Regions from separate parts of the Homo sapiens genome. Here region 2 is linked to region 1. The links are chromatin loops, found by intact Hi-C in ENCODE. Cell type or tissue: heart left ventricle. All regions are shown on one strand. Each heading gives the region's core, and the rest is flanking DNA. Links, peaks and the distances in the headings are about the cores only. Region 1 overlaps ZSCAN20 (zinc finger and SCAN domain containing 20). Region 2 overlaps CSMD2 (CUB and Sushi multiple domains 2).

Evidence for each region. A loop is a pair of places that touch in the nucleus more often than their neighbours do. Peaks named below come from ENCODE experiments on the same cell type or tissue, not always from the same donor. Only the 100,000 strongest peaks of a DNase experiment are listed, where the experiment ranks them.
Region 2: it touches region 1 in a loop (2.6-fold over the local background); 12 of 110 quality-filtered maps call a loop at or near these places.

Annotation. Positions count from the first base shown.
Region 1 is chr1:33,476,452-33,481,835 of GRCh38, reverse strand. ZSCAN20 (zinc finger and SCAN domain containing 20) reads right to left here. Exons shown (of 8, transcript NM_001377376.1): 2 at 2,131-2,657. The coding sequence starts at 2,547. Among named protein-coding and RNA genes, the nearest start is that of ZSCAN20, 6.5 kb to the right of the region's middle. In heart left ventricle, for the core only: no CTCF peak of the experiment used is centred there; a DNase peak (open chromatin) is centred at 2,352.
Region 2 is chr1:33,564,905-33,570,288 of GRCh38, reverse strand. CSMD2 (CUB and Sushi multiple domains 2) reads left to right here. Exons shown (of 71, transcript NM_001281956.2): 52 at 742-915; 53 at 2,448-2,696. Among named protein-coding and RNA genes, the nearest start is that of ZSCAN20, 95 kb to the right of the region's middle. In heart left ventricle, for the core only: no CTCF peak of the experiment used is centred there; no DNase peak of the experiment used is centred there.

The DNA.
Region 1 (5,384 bases), core at 143-5,142:
GACAGAGAGGGGGATTCAACAAGATGGTGATGACAGAAGAAACAAGTAACAATCACAAAATAGCAGAGCTGAAAGATCCCTTTTAGGAAATTACCTTAGGGGCCATTTAGTCCTGTAGGCACCAACCTTTTTCAGGTTCACTTTGAGGAATATTATAACTATATTTCATCCCATTATTAAGACTTGAAAAATTTTACTTGCAGAGAATGCAACTAAGTTATATATCTTGCAATGTAAGATCACAAGCTACATTTGCACCTGAAAAAAACAAGCTCCTCTGCTACTTGTCCATTTGTTTTGAAATTTGTGACCACTCAGGAGCAGGTAGGAAAGTTTAAAAATAAAAAAAGTCACAGTAAAAACAAAAATACATAATAGACAAGATTCCATTACCTTATTTTTTTCTCAATTTTAGAAGCAGTTCAACTTTTGGTCAGCTCACAGGGGCATAATTTGAGAACCTTTGGTCTAATCCAACCCTCTCATTTTACAGATGAAGAATCATAAAGACCTTGATTTAAATCCGTTTTCATCTCTGGGTCTCAAGTTCTTTATGTCCCAACTCTGAAGCCCTAAAACTTCCATTTGTTTCTTCACTGCCACTTAAGACAAACAGCTGGTTTCTTTAAAAGAAATAATATAGGGGGGTGGGGAGGTACATTAAAATAAGGCACACTCTCTCATACTTAGTTCTGTAACTTTATATATTAGTCTCCCTGTATCTTCAATCAGTTTGTAAAGGAATCCAAAGAGCAAAGTCACCGGTCTAAAACCTTTGCTCCCCCAACCTCACACTGTATAGAACTTTACAGTTTAAATGTACAGAAAACCCCTGCCATTTGCAAGGGATATGTTCCCAAACCTGTAATTTCCCCCAGCAAAATGGGGGTAAGTAAAATATCACAAGAATTACTAACTATAACAAGTAGAGAAAAAGTCATGTTTAGAGGAAGGTTCTGGATCCAGCTAAAGGATCTGTTCTACATATACCAGCTTTGAAGCAGGATTCAAAATGTGTGTCATAGCAAAATTATGCATTATATCATGGGCTTTCAGCGGTCACTTGCAAATTGTTGAAACTGCGAATGTTAAATCCATACTTTCATTTCCCTTACCTCAGCTCTATCACGTAGTTATATAAAGTTAGATAAGTTACTTACCTCTCCATCTCTGTTTACCCATTTGGCAAATGGCAATGATAATAGCACCTACCTTATTGGATTGCTGGGTTGATTAGATGAGGGCTATATATATAAGCTTAGACCAGTATCTGACACACAGTGAGTGCTCACAAAATGTCAACTAATATCTCATTTGAGCCTCATGGCTCAAAGGTATTTTAATTCCCATGGTTTGCAGAGGAGGCATCTGACATGCAGTAGAAAGAACAATGACCTTGGAACCTAAGGATTTGGCTTTAGGCTCTGGTCTATTCACTGATGACCTTTGTGGGCCACTTGGCATTTTGTTTTGTTTCGTTTGTATTTTTTGTAGAGACAGGGTTTCACCATGTTGCCCAGGCTGGTCTTGAACTCCTGAGCTCAAGCAATCCACCTGCCTCAACCTCCCAAAGTGCTAGGATTACAGGCGTGAGCCACCACTCCCGGCCAACTTTTTGGCTCTTAGTTTAATCTATAAAATGGGGACAACAGTACTATTTCTGTCTACCTACATTACTGCTATAAGCACTCAGAGACATCACATATGCAGAAAGATTTTGTTAAGTATAAAACACGAGTTAATCATATTGTGAATACGGTAGTGGGAGGCAGTTTGGAGTAGTGGTTAGGCATACCAGCTTTAGAGTTAGAATGCCTGAGTTCAAATCCTGACTCTACCATCTAGCAGCTGTTGAGACCCTGGGCAACTTACCTATCTTTTCTCTGTCTCTGTTTTCTCACTGGTAAAATTAGGATAATAGCACCTATCTCATTAAATTGTTGACAGGACTAAGTGGGTTAATACATGTAAAGCACTTAGAACACTTCCTGGTATACAGTAGTGGTCAATAAGTGTCAGTTCTCAATAACTATTGTTATTTTTATTGTGAATTTGGCAATTATTAACGTAGTCACAACCCTGCTGCCTTGCCTGACCCACTCCTCTGCAGGAGAAGACTGTTTGTCTCACCGACTGTCCTGCAGTCCTGGTCTCTCGGTGCCAATCCTCCACCAAGGCCACAGCCTCCTCACCACTCTCAGGGTGGCGTGCCTGCACCCAGGTCTGGACCTCCCTAGGCAAGATAGTCAGGAACTGCTCCAGCACGAGCAGCTCCAGGATCTGCTCTTTGAGACGGATCTCCGGCCTCAGCCAACGACAGCAGAGAGCCCAGAGCTGGCTGAAGGCCTCGTGGGGTCCAGCTGCATCCCTGTATTGGAATTGCCTGAAGCGCTGGCGGGAGGCCTCTGGGCCAGAGACAGAGCCACGGTCCTTCTCCCAGAGTTTGGATTCTGATCCCCAAGAGTCCTCTTCCAGTTTCACAATCAGGAGTTCTTCAGGCTCTGGCTGCGGAGATGCCTGGGCTTGCAATTCCAGGGCCATAGCCATTGTCTAACCCAGACACCTCACTTCAGCTATGCTGACCTCATCCAATGTCTTCCTGCATCTACGGTGAGTCCTTCAAGAGGCTCCTAGAAAAGGGACTGCTCCCCAAGGCTCTAAGGCAGAAAGACAAAGGATAGAGTGTGAGCAAAAGGATGCAGAAGCTTCATTCTCCCCCTTCCCCCATATCTTCCGCCACCTTTGCATGGGGGCAGAGGTGCTAAGAGATGCCCCTTTCCCATAGGCAGGAAGTAAGGCCACAATCTGGCACCAAAGCCAGTAGCACCTACCTTACTTGACTGCTGGGTTGATTAGATGAGGGATCTATATATAAAAAGCTTAGACCAGTGTCTGACACAGTGAGTGCTCACAAAATGTCAATTAATATCTCATTTGAGCCTCACACTTTGGAGGAAGACAGCACTGTATTCAATCCTCTAGGTCATGCCTGAACACCTTAGCCTGGCATCCCACACCTCCATGATCTGGTCCAGTGTAGACTTCCTCCCTTCTACACATGTCCAAAGTCCAACCTTCCCTCAAGTTGGGTTCCAAATGTCACCCCCTTCCTAAGGCCTTTCTTCCCTAATCTTAAAGCTTGGCTGGCATTCCTCTAAGGATGTTCTCCTTGCAAAATCCAACAACTCTATGCTATCCCCTGGTCATCCCACCTATTTGGCATTATTCATCATCCCTATACATGACTCCTAAAACTCCAGCAAGGACCTGTTTCCAGACCTCCAGACCCCAAAATCCAAACCCCTTCATGACACTTCTACTTGACTGTCCCTTAGGCACCTCAAACTCAATGAGTCAAAAACTGGATTTGTTATTTTCTCCTGCAATCATGTCTGCCTTCTGAAGCTCCCCCTTCAGTGAAGGCACTGCCATCAAGTTCTCCACACCAGAAACCTGGTCATCATCATTCTCTAAGATCCCCAAATCCAATTCATCACCACGCTGTGTCCACTTGGCATCTCCATCTCCAATGCTACCACTTCAGTGCAGAGAATCATCATGTCTTCCACCTGATCAGTCTCCTAACACGTCCCTGCCTCCACTCACCTCACCCCAACCTCTGCTCTATTGTTTGCACAACAACCAAACTAGATCAAAGCCTGACTACACCACCTCCCTGCTAAACACCCTCCAGTGATCTACCATTTCCCTCAGGACAAAGCACAAGCCTTACCCAAGTCTCCAACTCGTCTCTTTACCATGCTCCACTAGTCATGGTGCTCCAGAAGCACAGCTTCCAGATCTTACACCACGCTGCCCTCTGAACCTTCCCCTCTTTGGGAAGGTCTCCTTTGGGAATGGTCTCCTCCCTTCCTTCAGCTAGCAAGGTCTCAGCTTAAATTGCTCTTTTTCCGTAAGGCCTTCCCTGCACCCTGAAACAAGATTCAGTCCTCGACCACAAGCTCCCATAGCATCTTACATTTTCTCTACCATAGCCCAGATCATGCTTTACTGTAATTTTCTTACCCACTAGATCATTAGCTTCCCAAGAGACCTAGCACAGTGCTCAGCACATATAGGAAGTACTCAATAAATAATAAAGTCACGAATGATTGACTAATGATGATGGTGTGTCATTAAGCAAGGATTGCAATTAATCCCTTTCTGTGCACACTAGATAAAAAATAAATGACCTTCGCGCTCATGCCAAAAGGAATTCCTTTCTCTTTTATTTCCATGTCTCTGTGACACTTACCACTTTCTACACTGTATGAGACATTGTATGAGAAGGATGTGCGTATCTATGTGTGTCCCAGAGGAGATTACAGCCTCTCTGATGGCACCCATGCTGGGTTATTTGAAAAAATGAGCTCTCTGTGTCATCCCAACAAGTCTGGGTGACATAAAAAATGCCCACTCAAAGGAGATCATTAGCTGCTTCCAAGTGGGAATGACACAACTGAATTGAGAATGGAGAGATGGTGGTATTTTTCATTTTGGGCAATCTGACTGGACTGAAGAGAAACAAGACAAGGGTAATAAAAATTAAAGTCTTGCCCTAAAGGCCTCCATATGCTTAGGAAGAGGCTTAAAGCACAACTCATGGCTACCTGGCAGCTTCCTACTCATCCTTCAACCACCAGCTCAAATGTCACCTCCTTTGATAGGAGTTCCTTGACATGCCCTTTTCATGTCCTGCCCTCCAAGAATTGCCTCCCTGATCCTATATCACCAAAGCAATTGGTACATACCTCTAATATAGGTATTATCCTACACTATTGTAGTTACCTGTTACTATATCTGACACCCACATTATACTATATTACTAGAATCAGTATTGTATGTTACTAATTTCTGTATCCACAGTGCTCAACCCAGTATCTGATAAATAGCAGGGCCATTAAAAAGTTTTATTACCATGTATTAAAATGATAAACCTGGCGTATCAAAAGCCTAATGGGATACAGATATTCCATAATTTATATTAAACTAAACTATTTCTGTCTACCTACATTACTGCTATAAGCACTCAGAGAGATCACATATGTAGAAAGATTTTGCCTTTCATGAAATTTCTTTTTGAACCTAAAGAATTCGCCTTTCATGAAATTTCTTTTTGAACCACAACCTTATTGATGCATGAGTTCAAACACATTTCTGTCACCCTCTCACACAAGGAGCAATTCATCAATCATTTATAGAGTACCAGCTATACCCTGTTTGGAAGCTACAGATCTACCAGTAGCTGGGACTGACAGTCCCTACCTTCAATAAAATTACAGTCTAGTGAGACAGACAGTCAATAAGCAAGCAAAGACATTTGCGTTCCTGCACAAACAGGACACTACAACAAAATAGGCAATTAGCAGTCACACCAGGCCCAA
Region 2 (5,384 bases), core at 168-5,167, 88 kb before region 1:
GGCTGAGGCAAAAGAATTGTTTGAACCTAGGAGGCAGAGGTTGCAGGGAGCCAAGACTGTGCCACTGCACTCCAGCCTGGACGACTGTGCAAGACTCCGTCTCAAAAAAAAAAAAAAAAAAAGCCAATGTCCGTGATTCATGACACTGTTGTCTTTGCACACTGTGGTGCAGACTGCACAGTGGGATGTAACCACATATGTGGCAGAGTAGTCCCAAGCGTTTGGCAGCCTCACTACAATGCAGCCACTCACATTTCAGTGCAGCCTTGGCGATTAGGCCTCACCTCATACATCAGCCAGAGGCTCTCAGCAGTGCTCTGTTGACAAAGAGTGTGAGGCTGCTGGGCTCAGAAAAGAAGGGCAAGGAAATTGATTAGCAGTGTCTGCCCAGGGCACTCAGGAGCATACCACAGAATCGCCATCTCTTCCTAACCACAGTGCACATCTCAGCCACCTGAGGAGGATTAAAAAAATACACAGGCCAGGGCGCTATCTGCAAAGCTGGTGAGTCAGGCACCTGCAGTGGAGCCGGGCATTTTAAATAACCTTCAGGGGCTTCTGGAGACACCTCCAGTTGAGGTGCCACATCACACAAGTCAGCAACACAACCCATATTCTGGTCAGGAATTCCAGCAGAGTAAGGTTAAACAGGTCTTATTTTTGTCACAGTTCTTGCTAAGCAGAAGCAGCCATGTCCCTCCTCTTGGGGCTGGCTTACTGAGCATCTTGTGATCATTTTAGTCATCTCCTGTGGAGAGCTCCCGATTCCCCCCAATGGCCACCGCATCGGAACACTGTCTGTCTACGGGGCAACAGCCATCTTCTCCTGCAATTCCGGATACACACTGGTGGGCTCCAGGGTGCGTGAGTGCATGGCCAATGGGCTCTGGAGTGGCTCTGAAGTCCGCTGCCTTGGTAAGTGACCTCTGCAGGCCTATCCTGCCCAGTTTTTCTCCTTGAGATAGATTAGATCTTTCCAAAGCTGAGATCCAGTCTTTAAACAGTATCATTTCACCTATTGACATAAAATGCTTAATCCAAACACCAACTATTGGCCATCAGGCATGACTAAAACCCTGGAACAGCTTCTCCTGGGCCACCCAAAAGAAGGAGAAGAACCTCAGATCTAAAGAGACAAGCTTTTGAGGGGTTCTCATTCTGGTTAGAAAGACAATCCCTTCCTATTGGCCTTTGTATAATGAGTGAAGCCCCAGTCTCCATTTTTGGCAAATTTGCAGACGCATTCCTGTAACACACCTAAAATACCTTTTATATTATCTATTAGCAAATTTTACACACAACATATAGATCTATACATATATACTAAGCAAATTACAGAAACATAAAACAACCTGGCTTCCAAAGGACAAAGTTATCATTTCCTCCATGGCTAATCCACTCCCTGGTTCTATGGTTCTGTCTCCTCTCACACCTTTCTTGGACCCCTGGAGTCTAAAAGAGGGCCCCAGCCACATAAACCTAATAGGATAGATTGAATGGTCTGTCCTGGGGTGAACAGTGCTGTCTTGCCACTGTCTCAGGCCCATTAAGGACACAGTCACAGGTTATTTCCACAGAGAGCCAAAGGAAGCTGGTAGAAATGCCAGGAATATATTCTACCCAAATCCCATATAATAAAAAGAATTCACCTAGGTGCTACTCAAGGAGAAGGAAGGAAAGATGAATTTAGCCAAACCATCTGTTTTTACATAGTTGTTTCAACACAGCCAGGTTTTGACTGCCTTAATGTAGACAATGGTGCCCTCCATGCAGCAGATGCTCGGTGAAAAACAAGATGCCCAGGCTAGGTGTGGTGGCTCACGCCTGTAATCCCAGCACTTTGGGAAGCAAAGGCGGGTGGATCATTTGAGGCCAGGAGTTCGAGACCAGCCTGGCCAACATGGTGAAATCCATCTCTACTAAAAATACAAAAATTAGCTGGGTATGGTGGTGGATGCCTGTAGTCCCAGCTACTTGGGAGGCTAAGGCAGGAGAATCCCTTGAACCTAGGAGGTGGACATTGCAGTGAGCCAAGATCGTGCCACTGCAGTCCAGCCTGGCAGACAGAGCAAGATCTTGTCTCAAAAAAAAAAAAAAAAGATGCTCCTGAGTTTGAGTTTTTGGGGGCGTTTCTTGTTTGTTTGTTTGTTTTTTTATAGAAGGCTTTTTTGTATCTGGTTGGTAAGAAAAAGTGGGGGATGATCCTGGGGACAGTGAGGTAACTGATCATTTTGCACACATCTGTGTAGAGACACAGAAACTGAAGCTCAGAAGTGAGTGGCCATTTGGGGTACAACCTTGGGATTTGGGGTGCCAAGTCCTCAACACTATTTTTGTCATGCTGAGGGTTCCTGAAGTCACTCCTAGATTGCTACTCTCAGGGAGAGGTGGGAAAAGTAATGAGTTGTGGGATAGTTGGTCCTTTTCCCCACCATCCCTGTCTCTAGCCACTCAGACCAAGCTCCACTCCATTTTCTATAAGCTCCTCTTCGATGTACTCTCTTCCCCATCCCTCACCAAAGCTGGACACTGTGGGACTCCTGAGCCCATTGTCAACGGACACATCAATGGGGAGAACTACAGCTACCGGGGCAGTGTGGTGTACCAATGCAATGCTGGCTTCCGCCTGATCGGCATGTCTGTGCGCATCTGCCAGCAGGATCATCACTGGTCGGGCAAGACCCCTTTCTGTGTGCGTAAGTATGTCATCCACTCTCCCTAGTCATGGGGCTCAGATTCAACATGGACTTTCTCCCTGTCTCTTAATTAGATTAGCTAGAGGTTTGTTTTAAATATATATATATATATATGATTGCTATTTTTTTTTTCAAAACTGAAAGCATTGTTGATCTAATGTTTTCAGTTCTCTGCATCATTAATCACTGTTTTCACCTTTATTATTTCCTTCCTTGTGATTTCTTTTGGTTTACATTTTTGTTCATTTTCTAGCTTTTGAGTAGGAATTTAATTCATTTATTTTCATTCTTTCATTTCTATTGAGTTTTATTGCTATAAGTGCTTAAGACTATGAAATTTCCTCTGATCACTGCTTTAATTGTATCCTATAGAGTCTAATAATAAATGTTTATTATTTATTAGAAATTCTGTAATTTTGGTATTGATTTCCCCTTTTACATAGAAAATTTTTAATAGAAGGATTTGTTTCTAGGTGGAAGGCCCTTTTTTTTCATTGTGTTATTCATTTCTAATTTTATTGCATTGTATGTAATATTTCTACTTCATGGAATTGACTGAAGCTTTCTTTGTGACCTAATAGTTGGTCAGTTGTTATGAATGTCCCATGTGCACTTGAGAAGAAAGGATATTAGGATGTCATGTTTTATTTATATATTCATGAGATATATCTGATTGATTATGTTGTCTATGTCCTTTACATTCTTACTTTTCACCCACTCAATCTGTTTTATTCTGAGAGATGTGTTTAAAGTTTTCTATTATTAGTGTGTTTCTGTTTTTCCTTGCACTTCCTGTAGTTTCTGTTCTATAAAGATGGTTGCTGTCTTATTTGGTGCATAGATATTCATAACTAGTATCTCCATTGCACATTGTGGTTTTTAGCCTTTAAAGATTACTTTTTTGTCACTTTTAACATTTTTTAGCTAGAATTGTACTTTGCTTGATATTAGGCTTACAACCCCTGCTTTAATTCTTTTGCCTGATGCACCTTTGACCATTCTATTTTAGCCTTCTGCTTCTCTTAGGTGTGATTCTTGTATGCAGTATAAATTGCCTTATAAGCTAACTTAACCATCTTTTTCTTTTAGTTGGTTAGTTAAACTCATTCACATATATTAATATGACTGATATGTTCGGTCTTAATTTTGCCGTCTCCCATTTCCCCCACTTCTCCACCCATGGTAACCACCATTCTGCTCTCTGTTTCTACGTATTTGACTTTTGGAATTATAATATTAGTTTAATTCTATTTTTCTTATAGGTTATTTGGTTGTTTTTTTTTTTTGAGGTTCCTGATTATTTTTCCCTTTATCCTAAAGTCTAATATTTTTACTAGGACATGCTTCAGAGTTAATTATTCCAAGACAATTTCCTTAGGTATTCTATGGGTCTTTGAATATATAGATTCAGGTCTTTCTTTATTTCCAAAGACTTTTCTTGGATTATGGTTTTAAACACTGATATTGCTTTGTTTCCCACTGTTTTTTTTTTCTTCTTCATCAGCTCTGATTATGTGTATGTTGAATCTTCTTTGCCTATCTTCTCTCTCAGCCTCTCTCTCATTATTTTCACCTCTTTATCTCATTTTAATTCCCTTGGTTTTTTGCCTGACTTTCTTGAGTAACTCTTATTAAATTATCATTTGAGAATATTCTTTCTTGGGCCTCTTATAATTTAGTCTTCATTTCTCAGATGGTTTTGTCTTTTTCTTTTATCTCTTTAAAGCATACAATCAGTTATCTTTTATATTCTTCCACCTTTTGTCCATTTGTGCTGTTTAGTTTTTGATTTTCTGATTTTCATGGTGGTTTTTAAAATATCTCCAGATGCTTATTTGAGAATATTTAGTTCAGTTTAGAATGCTGCTACATTTTTCTTACGCTTCACATGTTTTGTTTTTGGTGAGGAGGTTTTCATCAGATGAAATTCTTGAATTCTTTTCTATTTTTTTCTTAAAGTAGCTTCGTATACATTTAGGTTGATGTCTTCTATTCATTTTATGGCTTTAGTGTGGTTTAGTAGTACCCTCTTCTGTCAGTGTTACAAAGTCTTTCTCTCTGATTGTTTTTACTTCTTTATCTCATTTTGATTATCTTGGATGTTTGCCTTTGTTTTGTTTATTTATTTTTTTTAATATAAGGTTTTGTGTGTGGTAAGGAAGAGGTTGTGTGTCCTTCATTTTTGTTTGTTTGCGTGTTTTTCTTTTGTCTTGCAGAACCCCAGGTTTTCCCATCATTGCTTCTTATTCCCTTTATCACTCAGAGGATGTCACTTTCTTTTCTTCCAGAAGCAATGAGGGAGAATCACACACACTTTTATGTCCCTTTTCTGTGGTTGTACATTGACATACCAAGATTTGTTTTCAGTATATTCATATATGAGATGGATTTTCTCCTTCTGGCAGTGATTTTAGATCAGTGTTAAGCCCTTCACCTGCTCCTCTCTTCTCTTTCTCATACAGTCTTGCTCTCCACAAAAGCTTGCAACAGAACCATGAGAAGTAACTCTGCCTGGGCTTAGTGTATATTTCTCTTACATGTAATTTAAAGTTTGTAGCACTCTCTGGCTTCTAGTTAGGCTGCAGGCCTGGGTTTTCTATTATTTATTCTTCTGGTTAATCTGCATTTTTTTGATTTAGGCAATCACTGTTATGCTTAGCTGCCTGGAAGTAATTTGGATAATTCTTC